3 separate regions of the Mus musculus genome follow, and all the other regions are linked to region 2. A link is a loop called in an ENCODE intact Hi-C map of the cell type or tissue named here. Cell type or tissue: heart. All regions are shown on one strand. Links, peaks and the distances in the headings refer to the core of each region. The heading gives the core; the rest is flanking DNA. Region 1 overlaps Myo1b (myosin IB). Region 2 overlaps Myo1b (myosin IB). Region 3 overlaps Myo1b (myosin IB).

The links. A loop is a pair of places that touch in the nucleus more often than their neighbours do. Peaks named below come from ENCODE experiments on the same cell type or tissue, not always from the same donor. Only the 100,000 strongest peaks of a DNase experiment are listed, where the experiment ranks them.
Region 1: it touches region 2 in a loop (4-fold over the local background); 4 of 42 quality-filtered maps call a loop at or near these places.
Region 3: it touches region 2 in a loop (7-fold over the local background); 5 of 42 quality-filtered maps call a loop at or near these places.

The regions. Positions count from the first base shown.
Region 1 is chr1:51,840,596-51,846,773 of GRCm38, reverse strand. All of the region lies in intron 3 of Myo1b (myosin IB), which reads left to right. Among named protein-coding and RNA genes, the nearest start is that of Myo1b, 72 kb to the left of the region's middle. In heart, for the core only: no CTCF peak of the experiment used is centred there; no DNase peak of the experiment used is centred there.
Region 2 is chr1:51,777,860-51,784,037 of GRCm38, reverse strand. It overlaps Myo1b (myosin IB), which reads left to right. Exons shown (of 31, transcript NM_001161817.2): 15 at 2,006-2,068; 16 at 4,277-4,477; 17 at 5,491-5,717. Among named protein-coding and RNA genes, the nearest start is that of Myo1b, 140 kb to the left of the region's middle. In heart, for the core only: no CTCF peak of the experiment used is centred there; a DNase peak (open chromatin) is centred at 3,447.
Region 3 is chr1:51,834,127-51,840,304 of GRCm38, reverse strand. Myo1b (myosin IB) reads left to right here. Exons shown (of 31, transcript NM_001161817.2): 4 at 5,762-5,856. Among named protein-coding and RNA genes, the nearest start is that of Myo1b, 79 kb to the left of the region's middle. In heart, for the core only: a CTCF peak has its summit at 2,303; a DNase peak (open chromatin) is centred at 2,214; H3K27ac peaks cover 428 bases.

The sequences.
Region 1 (6,178 bases), core at 2,682-5,181, 62 kb before region 2:
GACAAAGGGTTCTTATGGGATGCTGATATGTCTGTAGATGAATTCCAGTGGCATACCGACAGTTAGTTGATTAAAGAATGCAAGGAATACATAGATCACTGTGTTTCCACCAGCTGCGGAGTCTGTGACAGTTTTCAGTTTATGTTTATTTTCTTCTTGGATTTTAAAGCAGTCTGTAGATCCATGAAGATTGTATTCTAGGTAAGGGCATAGAGTACTTGTAATCTGCTGTTAGTAAAAGATAGCCATTCATTCATTCAATCATTCATTCATTCATTCATTCATTCATTCATTCAGTGATGAGCTCCTACTATGACAGTCAAGACTGGCTTCAAACTTCTTCCCCCGTCAAACAATCCTCCTACTTCAGTCCTCTGAATAGCTGGGACTAGAGGTGCACAACACCATGCCCAGGTCAAATGCAGGTCACACTGAATAATAGTGGCATTTTATCGTAACTTATGAGGCAGATGAAGACTTGTCTTAGTAAATGGCTCCTGTTTTCTGTAGGGACATGGTCCTTGCATGATAGATATATTGCAGCTTTGTTTTCTCTAGACTAGCACTGGTTGGCAATCAAGCACTTCTGTAGGCAGGCTGGAGTTACTACTAAGACGAATATTATCCCAGTCCCAGTAGTGTTGGTAGTATACATCAGGGTTTGTGTGTGTGTGTGTGTGTGTGTGTATGTATGTGCGCGCACGCGTGCATGTGCATGTGTGTAGTATGTGCATATTTGTGTCTGTGTGCATGTGGGTGTGCATGTGTGCATGTGTGTTATTTCCGTATGACTCTTGATAGGAATGAGAGAGGCTTTCCCTCCACTGGTGTTCAGAGACAGGTGGCTTTGTTCTAAATCTGCTCTTTCTTGCTGCTGATCTTGCTGTTGGTGAGAGTCCTGTGCTCCTATTCTGGGATGTGCCACTAAGTTGAATGGGACTTGGCAGCATGACAGGCCTCAGTGGCAAGAAGGATGCTGGCCATCATGAGCCAGAGCCACCACCACAGCTTTTCTAGGCAGTGCCCAGGAGTCATCATAAAGATTTGGAGTGAGTCTTTGAAGATGTATAAGTACATTTTCCAGCAAAATTTTCGAGTGCCAGTTTCTGCAAATCCCAGTGATTTCCTGGGAGAACACTGTAATTCCTTTCCTCCTTCAATGGAGGCTTCCATCTGGAGGAAAGCATTGGAGAACTGCAGTAGGCAGCTTTTAAGAAGATTTGAATGACAAAGTGAGACCTTGGGACCTGGGAGTCTGAGAGGTGGGGGTTGGGGTGGCAGCCTTGTTGCTATCTTCACATTTTCTCTCAAGCTGGGTGGCTCCAGAGCTGCAGTCACTTGATAAATACTGGCTAGAAAAAATTAGGTTAAAAGTTATCATTTGTCCAAGAGGGCCATGGAGAAGTGACCCTATTTTTGGGGGTTAAGTGGGGAGCTCAGAGAAGGCATTCTCAGCTGAGAGGTACAGAAGGGGTACCATATAATATCTGCTAGCCCTGAAGGTAACTCTAACAGCCTTTGCCTTCTACTTCAAGAGTTAGTCTAGTGACGACTGCTGATGCCAGTGGTGCAAACATCACCATATTTAATTGCCCTGAGCAGGTAGGTTTTAGTTAGGTGACTGTTTGCCCCTGACTTCAAACAGCATTGATAGACATTACTATTAGTGAAAATTGCCAAATCCCCTCAAAACTACTTTAATGATCTGAGGGAATAAAATAGAGGCCCACTTTTCTAAAGATTTCTTCTTTTGCTTAAGCTTTTAAGCTTAGACTGTCTATGTAACCCAAGCCGATGTGGAGGTTACAATCCCCTTTGCTTGCTCATCTTCCCAAGTCCTGTGGTTACCAGGCCAGTGCTATCACACCTAGTCTTCAAGGGTTTTAAGTCTATCAAGTTTCTTGTTTCTGAACACATGAGTCGTACTTACATATGGAGACCCAAATAACATTTCTTTTAATTTTACCATTTGTGGTGGTCATTTTTAAAATAATTGCAGTTATTATAAAATTATTATAATTATAAAATTAAAATAGAAATTTCTGTTTACTAATAAGATGAAGGAATGTGTCAGATATCATTTTAGCAATTTATTCTGCCTAATATGTTGTGCTGAGAACTTGTGTAGAAAAAGAGAAATTGTAAACAAGAAATCTTCCTAACTGATGAAACTATACGCCGAAGGTGTAGTAGGGTGTAGTAGGTAGACATATAGAGAGGGTGTAGGCGAGGGAACCTAGCATGAATGCAAGGCAGGGACTTCAAGGGAGAGGGTCCAGGAAAGGAACTGTGCAGCGAGCGACTGCATTACAGTCTTTGCGTGTTAGGTAGAAACAAAGCTCCATTAGGTTGGGTTCTGTATGACGTGGTTTTGCTAGTTTGACTTCTCTGGTTATACGCACTGGGAACTTCTGTTCTGAGGGCATAAATTTGCATTGAGGTTCCTTTCTGGAACAGGAACATTCATAGGTGCTGTGCATAGCGTAGACCGTATGCCTCTCTGGGGTACCTCAGGGTTGTAAGGCTGCTCTTGACCAGGGCTTTTTGTTCCTATAGCACTGTTCTGGTGATTGTTGCTAGCTTTCAGGACTTTCTTTATTCTGAAATCTTAGTGTAGGTTAAGTGGATAGGTAGTTTCTCACAGGCCTTTAAGGCCAGATCTCTTCTCAGATGCTATCTCCTGATGCAGTCATGGCATGGTCAGTTTGCCTATCTACTTCCCGATCCAAGTATGTCTTTTCTCAGTTATATATGCAATCTGATATGTCGATATTTCTAGTTATTTTCTTAAGGCTACTTATGCATAGTGCTGTGACTAAAGCTTTCATGCAGATATTCCAGAACTGTGTATTTGGGTTCACGTTGGAGTTTTATGTTGTGTATGACACCATGCAAAAACTGTTTGAGGCCCTCTGTGTGAGAACACTCTCATGTGTTCACGATAAGTCTTGCAGTGCCTGTTGTAGATCGTTAGGCATGGCTGTACTCCTAACCTGCCCGCAGTCCTTAGCTAGGATGCAGAGATCATCACTAAGACTCTCCAGGGGGGAGTGCCTGTTTCTCTTTTCAGAATCTCCTGCATGGCAGAGGGAAACTGCAGGGAAGCAGGCAGGGTGTGCCTGTGGCATTTGAGGTCTCCTCGTGCCTATATGGTAGACTTTTTGATATGTAGACATTTTAGCAGTCTGAAGTAAGGAAAGGAAGTGAGAGTTTCTAGAAGGACATGTCCACATCAGAAGCCACTTGAGTCTGGAGCCTCATTGTTTGGTAACTCAAGCTTCTTTCTCTAAGTCTCAATTGCACACCTCTGACTCCATCCTTCAACTCCAATCTATTTTCTCTATAAAATTAAGACATGGGAGTCTGAATGATCTGTCCCAGATTTGCATCCTAATTTGTATAGATGAATATAAAACCTTGTGTGTTGGAGAGAGCCTCTTAAGCTGGCCTCTTTCCCTTCAGCCTAGTTCTGGCTGCCTGGGAAATCCTGAGACGTGCCACTATTGCTCCTCATTGTGATTGAGCAAAACACATACATCTTTGTAGAAATCTTTGAATCATGATTTGGGGGATAGAACTAATGGGACCTTGTGAAGTGGCTACTTACCTGTTCTTTCAATCTTGATATCTAGTTGGCGTCCCAGTCCTTCACTAAGCACCTGCTACATTTCAGACTTTGTTCAGGGCTCGCTCTGATCACAGAGGCTTAACAGATGAGCTAAGCCTCGAAGCTAATTCTCTTATACAACTGTATTTCTTTTCTATTGAGCACTTTTTAACACCCCCCCCCCCAATTAACCCCACGTGTACTTGGGGTCCTAGTTCAAACACCATGTCCTCCACCCCAAATCTCTGATTACCATGGTCAGATCTCCTTGTACCTGTTTAGTATGCTGGGTCTCTCAGCTCAGTGTTGCCTCCCGAATGGCCTCCCTGTGGCCCACCTGGCTAATGTGAAGCTGTGATGTCTGAGCCCTTATGTCCTCTGGACCCAGCAGCTGTGCAGCTTCCACAGAGTCAGCCGGTGCAGAGCAGGTTATATTGGAATGTGGAACCGTGAAGGACTTGCTTTTCTGAACAACCGAAACATTTGGGATGTGGGTCTGAGAGCCCAGTATGGTCTCCAGTTAATAAAGCCGAGTTTGGTTAGGAAGGGTCTTTAGACTGACTCTTCTGGGATAAGTCTCCAGGACTCAGTTGCCTGTAATAGGGTCATAGATGCTAGCTGTGAATGAGCCGACTTGGAATGAATGAGTAAATAATACATTTAAAGTTCTGGCACATTTGTGCCAAAAATTTGTTGAAACCCTGTTTACCTGGAGCTGGAAAGGCTGTTCCCGTGGATGTGATTATTTTAATGAGAATTGGGAAATAGAAGACGATTGTTAGAGTTTCCTCATTGGAAGAGATACTAAAAATACCCAAGGGCTAATTGGGTTTGAATTAAGAGCCCCGGTTGTGTATTTGTTCTTTCCTCCGAGTCATGTGTGTTTTGCTCATTTTTGGAGAGGGGAAATAACATAATTTCCTCTTAGCCCCCATAATTTCCTCTGCTTCCTCCTGGCTTCTGGCCTTGCTTCTGGCTTAGGGTTCAGATCTTGCAGTTTTCCACGCTTCCCCAGCCAAAGCCACTTTTTTCCTCTCTGTTTTCTGTATGTTCGGAAGTACATTGCCATGTTTGTTACCATCACTTGTTGGGCTTTGAGACTTTTTCCTGTTTTTTTTTAGGCCTCCAGAGGGCTTCAGAGTCCCCACTCATCCCTAGTAAGCACACCAGGGACCCCAGCCTTGTAAATGACCTTGTCCCTGCCTCTGCATACACTTGCATGTTAGTGATTAAGGAATGAGACAGGCCACCTGTACTTCACTGCCTTCTCTATAGAAGCAAAGACTGGGAAAGAAGTGAAACTGAGTTAGTCTCTTTTGACCTCTTTCCAAGTCCAGGAAGGATGCTGTTATGGAGGAGGGCTCTTGCCCTGTGGTAGCATGTTGGTGCCCTAGACTTTAGAACAGATCAAGTTTTCTGAAAGTAGTCCTTGGCTGCACATCCGGTTTACCATTAAATACCAAAATGCTGCTTCCAAGCCACAAAGGCCAAAGTTTCTTCTATATGGCTTTCAAAGCTGAATCCAGTCCTTTTCCTTCCTGGGATGATTTAGTTTCCCCAAATCTCTTATCTGCTTCCTGATGCCATCTCCAACCCTGGCTTTTGTAGTCACTTATGAAAAGAACCATCACTGGTCCAGCCCACCATCCAGCCCCCATCATCGCTGTCTCTGTCTGGTAGAAGGACATGTGTTCATGGTGTTTATTCTGTTGGGTGAGTCTCAGGCCAGTCTGTTGAGCCTCAATGAACTGTAGGTCTCCATTATGATTTTGATAATGGGATCCAAAGATTTTGGATATGACCCTAAGCATTTTTGTACTAAGGGCATTGTAATAAAAATTTCTAAAATCTCAAAAGAAGAATACTCATTTAATTAATTAATTAGCTAGTTAATTAATTTTAGTGCTGGCAGTTGAACCTAGGGCCTCATGCATGCTAAGCTAGCTGTCTACCTCTGAATTAATACTCTTAGTCAAGTTGGATTGTTTTTTTTTTTTTTTTTTTTTTTTTGTAACCAGCATAGATAGAAAGCATTGCTTACTAAATCCAGTGCTCAATTACGAGAGTGTGCAGTCAAGTCATGTGGGGATTTTATTATGCCTTGAAATATAACCCATGTGACGTACTGTGATTCTGTCCTCTTAGTGGTCACACCTGACTGTAAAGATTAACATTTATTTTTGAGTGACAAGATATCATGAAATCTGTGAGCACTGAGGTTAGCGGGTGTAGTGATGGGAGGGTGTTTTCTGGATGCCAGCACGGGTCTAAAGGAAGATGCCTCAAGCCGTGTGCCGTGTCCTGCTCTGAAGCTGGACCTTTAATCTTTCATTTCGTGTTCTGCCCTTGTCAGTACAGAACAGATGTCTTCATTTTGACGCATTATATTGTGTCTATTTGGTGGCCAGTAGAGACATAACTTTTCCAGCTAGAATGCAGCCCAAAGAATGTTTAGGCTATGAATGTACATGAGCTTAGGAGTTAAATGAGCTAAAATACTTTAGAAAATTATAGATATAGATCATTTAAAAATCTATTTTAGTGCCACTGTGTTTTGTTGTACTGCAGTAT
Region 2 (6,178 bases), core at 2,211-4,710:
AACCCGGATTCCATCCATCTTAAAGTGACAGAGCTGTATATGGATTGTCCGTAGAAAGCCATTGTCAGTGGTTGCTGGGGCTTTATGACTTTGAATGATATGACAAGAAGGAATTTGGGGACTGACTGTGGTTGTGGTTGTAGGTTCTAAATGAACTGACACTAAGAACTATATACCAAAAAATCAGTGTCACTACAGGGAGATTGAGAATTCTTAGAGATTTTGCTCAATCTTTAAAAAAAAATTGATTTTAAAAATTTATAACATAATTTATACATAACATTTGTTATATGATCACTATATTCTTGGTGTTGTTTAAGGACTATCTCATTTAATGGCATCTTAAATTACCCAGAAATAATTGTTTGTAAAATCCTTTCATCTTCAATTTTAAACCACAAACTTGGTTTTACTCTTTTATTTTTTTTTAAGTAAACATATACTTTTTGAGTGATTGTTTTCTTATGTCTATATTTTTGTTTGTTTTTTGATTTGCTGTAACATTTTAGGAATACAATTAACTGTTTTCCTTCTTTTTAAAAACATTTTAAACATACGGCTATGAGCGTGCGCTGGTACATGCTGAGGCCAGAGGATAACTTGTGAGAGTCAGCTGTTTCTACAGTGTGGGTTCCAGGGATTGATTTCAGCCTGAGCCATCTTAACAGTCCACTAGATTCCATTTTAAAGACAAAATTAGCAGTGTATCCCAAATGAACTTGAAACTCAAGATAATCCTGTCTCAGCCTAAGATGAATAGTTAGATAGACAGACAGATAATTAAAGGTTACTTCATCATAAGTATGAGAAAATAATTTTGGATTTGAAATTTAAGTTCACGTTTCACGTTAGGTAGGTAGGTAGGTAGGTAGGTAGGTAGGTAGGTAGGTAGGTAGATAGATAGATAGATAGATAGATAGATAGATAGATAGATAGATAGATAGATAGATAGAAGTGCACGTTAATACATGTGAATGCTCAGATACTTGTTTTTAGACAGGAATCTCACTATGTAGCCGAAGATATTCCAAATACAGGATCCATCTGCCTTACTCTTTGAGGGCCATTGTTACAGGCATGCATGCACTACGGTGTGTATTTTTCTAAGATAATTGCTAGCCCCCCAGTGGCTTAGTAAAACAACCCATTAAACCAACTGTTAACATTTCTTTTTGTTTGTTTTAGAATGGCCATTTTACTTCAGAAAAGTTGTGTGCTTTTCTGGCAACTTTCTGGTAATATAAATACCCTAAAAATCAAGAACCATTCTCTTCCTGTCTTCTCATCTTACAGACACTGCCAGGAGTTAACATATGGCTAACTTGAAATACTTCTGAGAGAATATAAGCAGATTCCTCACTTATTATATGAATTACATTTCTTCTCCTAAGAAAACTAGTGTCTGTGCCTAGAGATGGAGGTTAGGCAGACAGAGAAGGAAGGCAGTCCACCTCACTGGTTAGTGTTAGACGCTCTGTGGGTAGGTTTCCCATGGTGTGCTCTGTGGAGGTACACACTGTCTCCCCACATTGGGCTGTTTTTACACATGAAATAGTTAACTGAGTTAGAACTTAGTATTAATTCTAAAATTACTTTTGCCTCGTGATGACAAAAACTCTAGACCTTAGTTGCTGGGATCAAGTTCTGCCTTATTTCCTTATAAACATCATAAGTATATACAGAGCAATATTGACCCAAGGGCCTGTTGAGTAAATATTTGGCTTAGAGCCCATGAAGTGCATGGGAAACAGTGACAGATGGGAGAGTGGAATGGGAAGCAGCCTTGGGGCAGGTCAAGGGCAATTGCTTCAGTCGGTTCATGTCAGTGGTGGGCTGCTGTGTTGAGGAAGCTTTCGGAACTGGAAGATGATGTTGACAGCTCTGGTTCTGTAAAGAGAGAGCTTCGGATTGAGAGTGAAATGGTGGGGGTGCAGGGCGCAGTTCGTTTTCAGGTGGCACTGCAGCATTGCTCTATGGATTTGATTTTGTTCGGTTTTGTTTTTAGGACATAGAATGGACTCACATTGACTACTTCAACAATGCTATCATTTGTGACCTAATAGAAAATGTGAGTACTTCGGTATTAAAGGGATTTTTAGTAGTATAATTAACCTTGTACAAATGATCTCACTGCCTTTTTACACTAAGCATCCCTATTTTACACTTGTCTCTGTGTGATGGGAACTACTCTGTTTGAAGACTTTATGGTCATCTTATGTACTCATTCTCCACTCTGAGTGAAGGCATGGACAGCTTTTATTATGGTACTTAGCCAGGACGCCCTGATATTGTTACCCTGTCACAGCCCTTTTAGGACCTCTTGGCCACCAGCGTTTGTGTACTGTGTGTGCTGACCAGAGCAGACACTTAGAGGTTTAACATATCAATGTGCCCATTTCATGCCTATAGTCCAGTGCTACTGTACCATTGAGTTTAAGGTAGAAAGAGGGAAGAGGGACAAACCTGAGCTAGATTAGCAGGTCATTTCTGGCCTTGATTTAATTCAGAGAATGTGTATGAGAGGATGCTGTGCATGTGGCCAAGAACCTGGAATTTTTCAGAGTGTGTATGAGTTTGAAAAGTATAAAAATGGGGAAAATTACTGGGCAATTTTTAGGAAGCTGTTTGATTGTAAGTTTTTGGTTTGGGGCCATGGTATAGTTTCTTGTAGTGAGTTACCTGTCGGAAGCCACATTTATGTGGAAACAGGAAACCCCTTTGCTCGCCGTAGGGTTGGTTGCTTGTACTTCTGACCTTAATGTAGTCTTTTCAAACAGTGAGCATGCTTATTTCTCCTGCCAGGAGATGTGTGCTGTGTTTCCAGAATACTCTCTTGCTCCTGAGTGTTGAACAAACTTGCTGTGCTCAGATCAGCTCTTGTGGAAATTACATGATTGGCCAGTGTTTTCCCATCAATATGCAAGATACTCTCAAAAACATGAACTTTGACTTAGTTGAGCATGGAAAGCAGTAAATAATCCAAATCATCACTCCTTACTGATAGAAAATAAACTTTGTTTTGGAAACTTTGGCCAGCATTAGGAGGGGAATGTTGTCAATCTACATAAAGAATTCCGAGCTCTTGCCTCAAATCCAGAAATCATACATTTCCTGAAGTTTTTTTTTTTTTTTTTTCCCAAGCAAATGTTGTTACCTGAGGACTCTGCTGTGGAGGTTTTCCTTTCCTGATGAGACGTTTCTCTCACAAACAGCAGGCGCTTGATTGTTTCTCTTAAAGGAGAGAAATGCAGTGCACGTAAATGTACCCACTTACCTCACAGAAAATCCCTTGTACCAATGATTGAAGAAACTTGTGTTCATGGAAGAACCCAGAGCTCAAAGGAAGTGCTTCCTTCCAGCACCAGTGAACAACAATGTCTATTCTGGGGATGTAGTGAACATACTTGAGAGCCTGCTCTTCCCTTGGGTTTTGTGTGGAATGAGTAAATGCTGGTCAGAGGAGATCATAGCCTCCTGAGGGCAGGGCCTTTGCCTTGCTGGAAGTGGGAGGGGTTAAGGGTCAGTGGCTTGGATTGTTTCTGGAATTGCAACTTAGGGGCCTTGGGGACAGTCACAGGAAGAGCACTGCCTTTGTTAGCAAAGTAGAAGATTCCTGATTTCTGGTTCAGTCTAGGGCTGGCCTTTCTTGAAATAAATATGATCACAGAGTCTGAGCACACAAGTAAAGTTTCACTCATATTTAATACTCAGTTAGATATTTTCTGTTGAACAAGAGTTTTATTCTAAAATGGTTTTGAACCGCACTTGATTGCACGATCGTGAGAACAACATCCTAAAACACAAGACTACTCCCGTCCCCCAGAAACCCAGCTTTACTCTGAATCTGTGAACCATGAGACCAATGTATTTCCTAAGCCGTGAAGCAAATAGAAGACAAGAGATGGAGCCAGAATTAGTAGCTTGACGTAGACACCATTCTACCATGTTGGCTTCTGACTCCGATTGGGTTTTGGATTTGAGGCCACGCACACTTTTCTGACTGTGTGAACTTCCTTTGTACTGAGGGTGAGGTGACTCTGGGTCCTATCTGTTGGGGACGGAGACACAAAGGGCAGATACTCCAACCCCAACACATCTGGGTCACTCTGGAAAGGAGCTGCCTTCTGGGGCCTTTGTGATTCTGTTTTCTGTTACAGCTGAACAGAATCTTACATGTAATTACGTCAGTTGTGTTTGATGTTATGACTAGGACTAATTATTAGAGCAGCATAGCAAAGAAGGAAGCAGAGAAACACCTTTATTTCTTTCCTCCCAGAACACAAATGGAATCTTGGCCATGCTGGATGAAGAGTGCCTGAGACCCGGCACTGTTACAGATGAGACCTTCCTGGAAAAGCTGAACCAAGTCTGTGCCACCCACCAGCACTTTGAGAGCAGGATGAGCAAGTGTTCCCGCTTTCTCAACGACACAACCCTGCCCCACAGCTGCTTCAGAATCCAGCATTATGCTGGCAAGGTACCCCACGATGTTGTCCCCAGGGCTCCTGTGCCTCCTGGGAGAGGGTGTGCTGAGCACAGCTTCTGTAGGAGACTAGTGAGAGCAGCCAGTGCTCACTGGCAATTGAGCCTGGACCACGGTGAGCTACGTCTTGTTAACACAAGAAGATGGAAAACAAACCAGCGGTCTTAATGAACACTACAAAGTGTCTTTATGTCATTTTATTATTTTTAGCTCTTAAGCTGTTCTATCAAATAATACAGATAAAGGGTTGGTAAATTGTGCCAGACGAAAGGCCTACTGTAAGGTTTTAAAAGCACAAAACATTTAGCAAAAATCAAGAATTCTTCAGTTGAAATTTTGAGAGAAACTGGGGGAAATACCTAGTTAAAAATTCTTTTCCTCTGTATTTGAGGAAGTTGATCTCAATAAAACAGTTTGAATAGTAGGCTAATTTTTCTTTGAAAGGATTATTGATTGGAGTAATGCTACCTTTATAAATATGAATGGAAGCTTCACAGGAGAATTCCTTAGTTATGCATTTATTGAAAATGAGATAATCTTGGATTGCCTTTGATTTCAGGACACCTTTTGCTTTGCTTCATTGGCCCATAGTATTAAAAGCTATATTCCTGCTCTGTTTCTCTGTTGCTTAGGATGTCTGAAAATGCCCATGTTATCTGTTTTCGAACCCTTTCTACTTTGAAGCAGACTAGACTGGCATGTGAGCCAAAAAAAAAAAAAAATTTTCAGACATATACCCATACCAAAAACCATCTAACATTTTAAAAAGTGTTATGTTAGCATTTTTGGAGTTTATTCTTACAAATGCTGAAGGACATTTTAGACCTTATTTTTATTCCTTTTGCATCTTCAAGAGATGGAACTCAAAGCTGGAAGCAAACTTAGTATCAGTGTGTGACAAGTGTACCGGGGTTTCTGATGTTGGAGTCTGGGTGTTGTCATTGTTTGACACTGTCCTGTGCCTTGAGCCAGCAGTGAGTCCCATGTGCGGTCACTATCACTCACAGGTGCTCTACCAGGTGGAAGGATTTGTTGACAAGAACAATGACCTTCTGTACCGGGACCTGTCTCAAGCCATGTGGAAGGCCGGCCACTCCCTCATCAAGTCTCTGTTTCCTGAAGGAAATCCTGCAAAGGTCAACCTGAAGAGACCTCCCACCGCAGGCTCCCAGTTCAAGGCGTCTGTGGCCACGCTGATGAGAAACCTGCAGACCAAGAACCCGAACTACATCAGGTGCTTCTGGGACTTGAGTTCATATCTAAGAGCCCTTCATGAAGCCCCTAGTGTCACTGGTTTGGTTGATGTTGGGTTTGTTTTGTTTTGTTTTTCCCACTTCTAAGGTCATCTTAGATGTGATTTGCTTGGGATTTAGGAAGTTTCAACTAGGGTTAGAATTCATAGAGTAAGTACTTTATGAATTCTAACCCAGTAGGGGATTTGCTATCTGATCAGATCCTTGCCCTTGGAATTTCAGTTAGGGAGAAACCAGAGTGAATGACATTTTTTTGTATGTGTGTGTCATTTACACGATATTTGTATCAGTAGAAACACAGATAAGCACATCACCCTGCCTCGATTTACCCAAGTTAGAGCACATACTGGGAGAAAAATCTCATGTCTTGAAAATCGGTCTCTGATCATTTGCTTTCCTTGGTCTTGGTTGAGTAGAGTTTTCGCATTTTCTTGAGCCGCCA
Region 3 (6,178 bases), core at 1,099-3,598, 57 kb before region 2:
CCTTCACCTCTTGCGTGGCTGTGCTGGCATAGGCCATAGTGCAGCAAAACTGTCCAAAGCAACAGTACTAAGGATAAAGCTGTCCCATAAGGGTATGAGGTGGTAGAGTGACCATCTCGTGGATGGTTGGTTTATGTAGTGCTGGGAATCCAATTCCGGGCTGTATTCTTTTTAAAATCTTTATTATTTTTTTGTTACTCATTTCTCTTCTATTCCAACAGTGGCTTCCCCTCCTTCCTCTCCCCCTCACCCCCACATCCTTTCTCTTCCATATTCCTCCCCTCCCCAGAAAAGAGCAGAGTCCCAGGGACATGAACCAAATGGAATAAGCTACAATAAGACTAGGCACATATCATCACATCAAGGCTGGACAAGGCAACGCAGTAGGAGGAAAAGGGTCCCTACGTAGGCAAAAGAGTCAGGAGAAGCCCCCATTCTGCTCCCACTGTTTTGATTCCCACAATAACACCAAGCTACTCAGCCATAATATATATGCAGAGGACCTAGGTGAGACCCATCCAGGCTCCCTGGTCTCTCAAGTTCTCATGAGTCCTGGTTAGTTGATCTGTGGGCTGTATTCTCATAGTGTGTCCCTGACCCCTCTGGCTCTTCCTCTTGCTCCTCTGCAGGACTTCCAGCCTCAGCCTAATGTTTGGCTGTGGTCCTTTGCATCTGCTCCCATTAAGTTGCTGGATGAAGTCTCTCTGGTCTCTTTGAGGATGATGCTAGGCTCTGGTCCCAGCACACTCTGCAGGCAGGACAGCTGTTGGTTGAAGGTTCTTATGGCTGAGTTGATGTCCCAGCCTCCCCACTTTGGACTTTGCCTGGTTACAGAAGATGGCCGGTTCAGGAGTCTTTGCTTGGGTTACTCTCAGATTCCATGGATTTTCTTTTGCCCTCAGTTGCCATCCGTAGGGCCATGCTCTTGTCCAGCAAGCACACCCAGCTGAGCCGCCCCCACCCCTCAGTTATTGTTCTCTGTTCTGGTTTGTTTTTCTTTTTTCTTACCCAGGTTTTAAAAAAAAATAATTTTTGAAAATTCTGGTTGTAACCCGGCATTATTTTGAGGTTTGGGGATTTGTGATAGACCTCCTTAAACTCTGAGACTCGCAAATTCAGTGTTACAGTGCCATGCTAGAGGACACTGTGCTGAGGCCCCCACACCCCACACCTGCCCTTTCCTTCCCTTTCACTTCATCCTGGACATTTTGCCTCTCCTCCTTTCTTTTGAGGAAGGCTTACTTTGATCTTTGTCTCCTCTTGCACTGAAGCTTGGATTGTTAGGTCGCTAACCGGGGTAGCTATGAGGAAATACCTTCATATACTTAACTGTCTTGGACTGTAAGTTTAGAAATGTTTACCTTCTTGGGAAAATCACCTTGTTGTTATAAATCAGCGTTCCAACTGTCCACCAGATAGTCATTCTAGCACATCATAAGGGGCAGCCTCAACTTTACAGTGTTGGTACTTTTGCCTTTAACAGTTTAATTGCACTTTGGCCTACGCCAAGTCAGCCATGCTGAATTAACTTCTTTGTAGAATGTAGTTATCTACAAAGTATATTACAAGGAAGCCAACGTAGGGACTCTTCCTCAGAAAACAGAACCCCCAGTTTCTCCTTTTCCTTGTCTTTTAGGTCTTCTTGTAGTCTGCCTTGCATCTTGATCAGGCTGGAAATGAACTTAGATTTAGCAGATGGACCTTAGGCATTTTTAAGCAAATTTTTGTGTGTGTGTGTGGGGGGGAGGTAACTTAGTTTAGAAACACTGAGATGTCAGAGCTGAACTAGATAGAGTTAGAAAGGGAAAGAGACAGTGGAGATTTTAGTTCTAGAAGAGAATGTTGAGTCTGAACTATTTGAAGAGGGCTGAGTTGAGAAGGGGAATTCCCGAGGGTGGTTGAAATGCTCTGGGATTCGGGATCACATGGGAGGGAATGCCAGTTTGAGAGCCTTGGAGGATGAGCACTTGAAACTGGATGGTGGAATCATTTATCTGAGTTCAGGAGATTTTTCTGAAACAGATTCTCTTCTGTTAAACCCTAGTTAAGGGAGCGATCCAACTGCGAGTGCTCGGAACAGACTGGGTGTGTTTTCCAGCCACCCATTTGGGCAGAGCTGGAGACACTGAAACCCGGGCTACTCTTGGGCCTGTGTGCCTGGGTATCGGTGGTGTCACGGTGAAGCGAATAGCTCAGTCTTTTCTGCTCTGCACATGAGGTGAAACAAACTTGGCAAGGAAATGGCAGGGTGGAGAGCAGAGAGTGTGGAGAAGGAAGCCCTGCCATTCCCCTGATGGCCACGTGGGCAGCACCACTATGATTAGCACTCTCGAGTAGAAATAAGGCAGAGGAAGGACATAAATACCAGCTGGGCTCTTTGCAGCATGCAACCCACCATTCTACCCTCATAGAAAATGACAGATGAGCCCCAAACCAAACTTTTTGAAACTGAATCCTGGTAATAGTCAGAGCTGTTTCAAAATGCACAGTGGAGGATGGTATCTTGGTGCTTGCTGGGCAAAAAGGTTTGGTGCTCAGGAAGCAGCTGGGTGGCTGATCTCGAAGTCTTGGGAATAAATACCAGGTTGCCCTCATTCCTAAGGTTCAGCTCCAGGGTGGAAGAGGTGGAGAAATCCCTGCTTTTCATGGGGTCTGGCAGAAATCATGCTTTTTCCCTGTGCTATCATCGTTCAGTCATAATGGTTCATCCTTGTGTGTGGTAAATAATGCTGACACGTCACAGAATAATGAGAAGCATGTGGATCATGGCTGCTTTTAGCTGAAACTTCCCTAGGATTTATTTAGGTTCTTTAATTATAGAGAGTTGGGAGGCCTGGCATATGGCTTTAGTTTATACTTATAAACGGTGGCCTTGGGGATGAGTGTGTGTGGAGTTGCCAGGGAGGAAGAGGAGTACGTCCAAAAGGGAGATTGTGTTCTTTGGGGGCATTCTTTTGGTCATTTAAAGAAGTGGAGCTCTGTGTCTGTAAGAGTTAAGAGCGGTGGCATTATTGTGACTTGAGGTGGGTGTGTCTTAGAGCAAGACAGCTTTTAAAGTGCTCAAATATTTTGGTACATTTTCATGGCAGTTAGAAATCAGTCACTTTCAAGAATCTTAAAAGAAGAAACATCCCTTTTGTGTTTTTTATCTTGTGCTAAAATTACGCCTGCCGTTTGATGAATCAAGTCCTTAAGCAGTTAAGTACTGTTGGTTTTCTGTATCCATGGATTCAAGCAACCTTGGATCAAAAATACCAAGAAAGCACATTATGTGTGCACTGAACACGTGCAGACGTCTCCTTTTGCCATTATTACATATTACAGCTATTTGTAGCACTAGTATTGGAGGAAGCATTGCAGTCCTCCAGAGACGGGTTAAAGTATTCCAGGAGCTGTGCAGCGGTTATTTGGAAATACAACATCACTTTATATAAGGGGGCTTGAACATCCACCATTTGGGTAGCCAGGGAGAGTCGGGAAGAGGAATGTCAGAAGATGCTGGGAGAAAAAAATTCTTCATAGGTGCCAAGGGATAATTATACTCCTGTTTGGTCAGACAGAAAAAAGTATGTGTTCAGCTTTGGTGTTTTGCCCACAGTAAACCCCTGGCAGAATTACTTAGTCATTTCCCCCAACCTTTTATGTGTGTGCATCTATGGGCCAAATGCTGTTATTCCTGTTTGAAGTAATTTTTCATTATTTGTTGCTCAAATAATATAGAAACAAAGCTAAATCCAGCCCTGGAACCACCTGCATTCAACAATCCAAGAGAATATTCAGTAAATCTGTGTGGTTGGAAAACTTTTTATGTAGTCACTGTAATATACTTTTTCCACCTTGCATGCCAAAGAAGACGATGTAAGTGACGTCTCTGAACTATTATCTGCAAGTTGGAACAGTGGGAGGGAGACAGGTGAGGAGGAAAGTCTAAGCAATGCTCTCCTTCCCTGCATGAAGGTCACAGAGAGAATGGGACTGGATATTTAGGTGTTTTATGAAGCTCACTCCCGCATTGTTCAGAGACAGTGCACGCATGCATTCATCCTGCATTGCACTGGTCATGTTACATATTAGATTTAAAGCTGTGTGCATAACACAGGGATTTATTGGCTAGAAAACCTCTACCATGCAGGAGCTTATATTGTAGAAGGGGATAATAATGTCTGCTTCTCTTTACTTTTAATCATACGTTTATTCAACAGTATGCTTAGTTTACTTATTACATGCAAGGCCACAGCTAAGTCGACCTGAAGGTTACAGAGTAAGAGCGGTTCGCCTCTGGTACCACACAACCGTCTAGCAGGAGATAAGATATGGAAGCTTAGACTATGTTTGAACTCCTCTGTGCCTAGCCTCCCTGCCTCCCACTTGCTTTCTCCGGGCTCCTTTGTCACATTGTGACCCAGCCAAAGTCAGAGGCGGGGTCAGTGGTCTCTCATTTCATTCTGGCGGTATGAAGGTACATCCTTGTTTGTGCCAGTCTTGTGAGATTTAAAATGAGTAACATTCTAGTAAATGGAGCTGTTCCTAGCTCCCAGTCCTGCCTTTTCCACTCTCACATATATTCATTCCTGCAGCGAGACCCTTCAACATGTGTTCGTTTCTTATTGGGACCCTGTGAAGTTCTTCTCAGGTCCCCTTCCATATGCCCTCCAGCATCATGGAAGTGCCCCCTGAAGCCTGTGTCAGCCTGCTTCCCTGCTAGCCTGGCCTTTGTTTATGCTCAGAAGCTCTTTGCCTTGCAAATTCATTCTTTGGAACTAATTTTTCCACCTCTTAGAATTTCTCTTCTCCGACTCCAGTCCCTACCCTCTTGGGTTGCTGTCTTGCTCAGCGCTGCTCTCCACATTATCAGGAGGCATGAGCTGTTCATGTTTGTTTCTTCTTTGCACAAAAGAGGCTGAATATTTTATATTCCCAGCTTGTTCTTGACACACTTTCAGTAAAGTAATGTCAACTCTCAGTAAATAATGTATTAACAAATGAGAAGTAGAAACTTGGCAAAAGTATTTATCATATTGCTCAGAGTTTTTTCTTTTCTTTTTTTTTTTTTTTTCAATGAAAGAAGGACATTTGTCTTGTTAGTAAAACTCAAGGAGGGACAGACCAACAGGAGGACTAGCCTCAGTGTCTTGATAGGGGACATCGTAAGGTAAGATGAGAAGTTGAGCGCCAGGCAGTGGCCAAGAACCTTGGTGAACTCTACATAGCCAGTGGGTCTTAAGTTCCATCTTGCATTGTGAAGTTCATAGTAGTCACAACTTGGTGGTATTTGAATGTGTCTTGCTAATGTTTGGGAAAAATATTTTTTATTATTATATTGATGCTTCCATAAATTGATAATGCTTTCTCATTATTTCGAAATGCTTGAGTATTGCCCTGAACAATACAATCTCAATATTACCCAGTTGTGGACTTGGCAGTGTGACATCTTCTCCTTGGCTCTCTGAATTACCTAGATTTTAATAGAAACACTTGTACACACGTGTGCGCACACACCCACACGTGCAGGAGAGATAAATAAAATTTCACTTTAAACTAAATAAATCAGTGTTATTTGCTTAGTAGAGAATTCATGGGAAAAGGTAAGTGGGCCAGAAAGGATGGATATATTGATTTGTATATTTTAAAAGTTGGCAAGAAATAAAATGTGATGATTTACCTGTGCTTTGAAGCAAATCACAGAGGCTCTTAGAATACCCAGGGGTACCCGATGAACATATATTAACCAGCTGAATCCTCCCACATTTTTTTCTTGTAGCTTTGCTTTGTCGGATGAAGCATACAGATCCCTCCGTGATCAAGATAAAGATCAATGCATTCTCATTACTGGGGAGAGTGGAGCAGGAAAAACAGGTGAGACCACCACCAAACTGACCTTGCCCTCTCTGGAAGGAGATGCTGTTGCAAGGCAGCAGGAAAGGAGCCAGGTAGCCCTTGGGAGCCAGGTGTCCACAGCTGCTGTGCAGGGGCTGATGCCCACAGTTGGTGTTCTGTGGACAGCACGTCTTGATGGAGGAGGGGTCAAGGCACCATCAGAGTGCCAGCCATCCAGTGTAAGTCACAGCACTGCTTCTCAACCCCCCAGAGCTGCGACCCTTTAGTACAGCTCCTCCCAACCATGAAGTTATTTTCGTTACAATGGAATTTTGCTACTGTTAGGAATTTCAATGTAAAT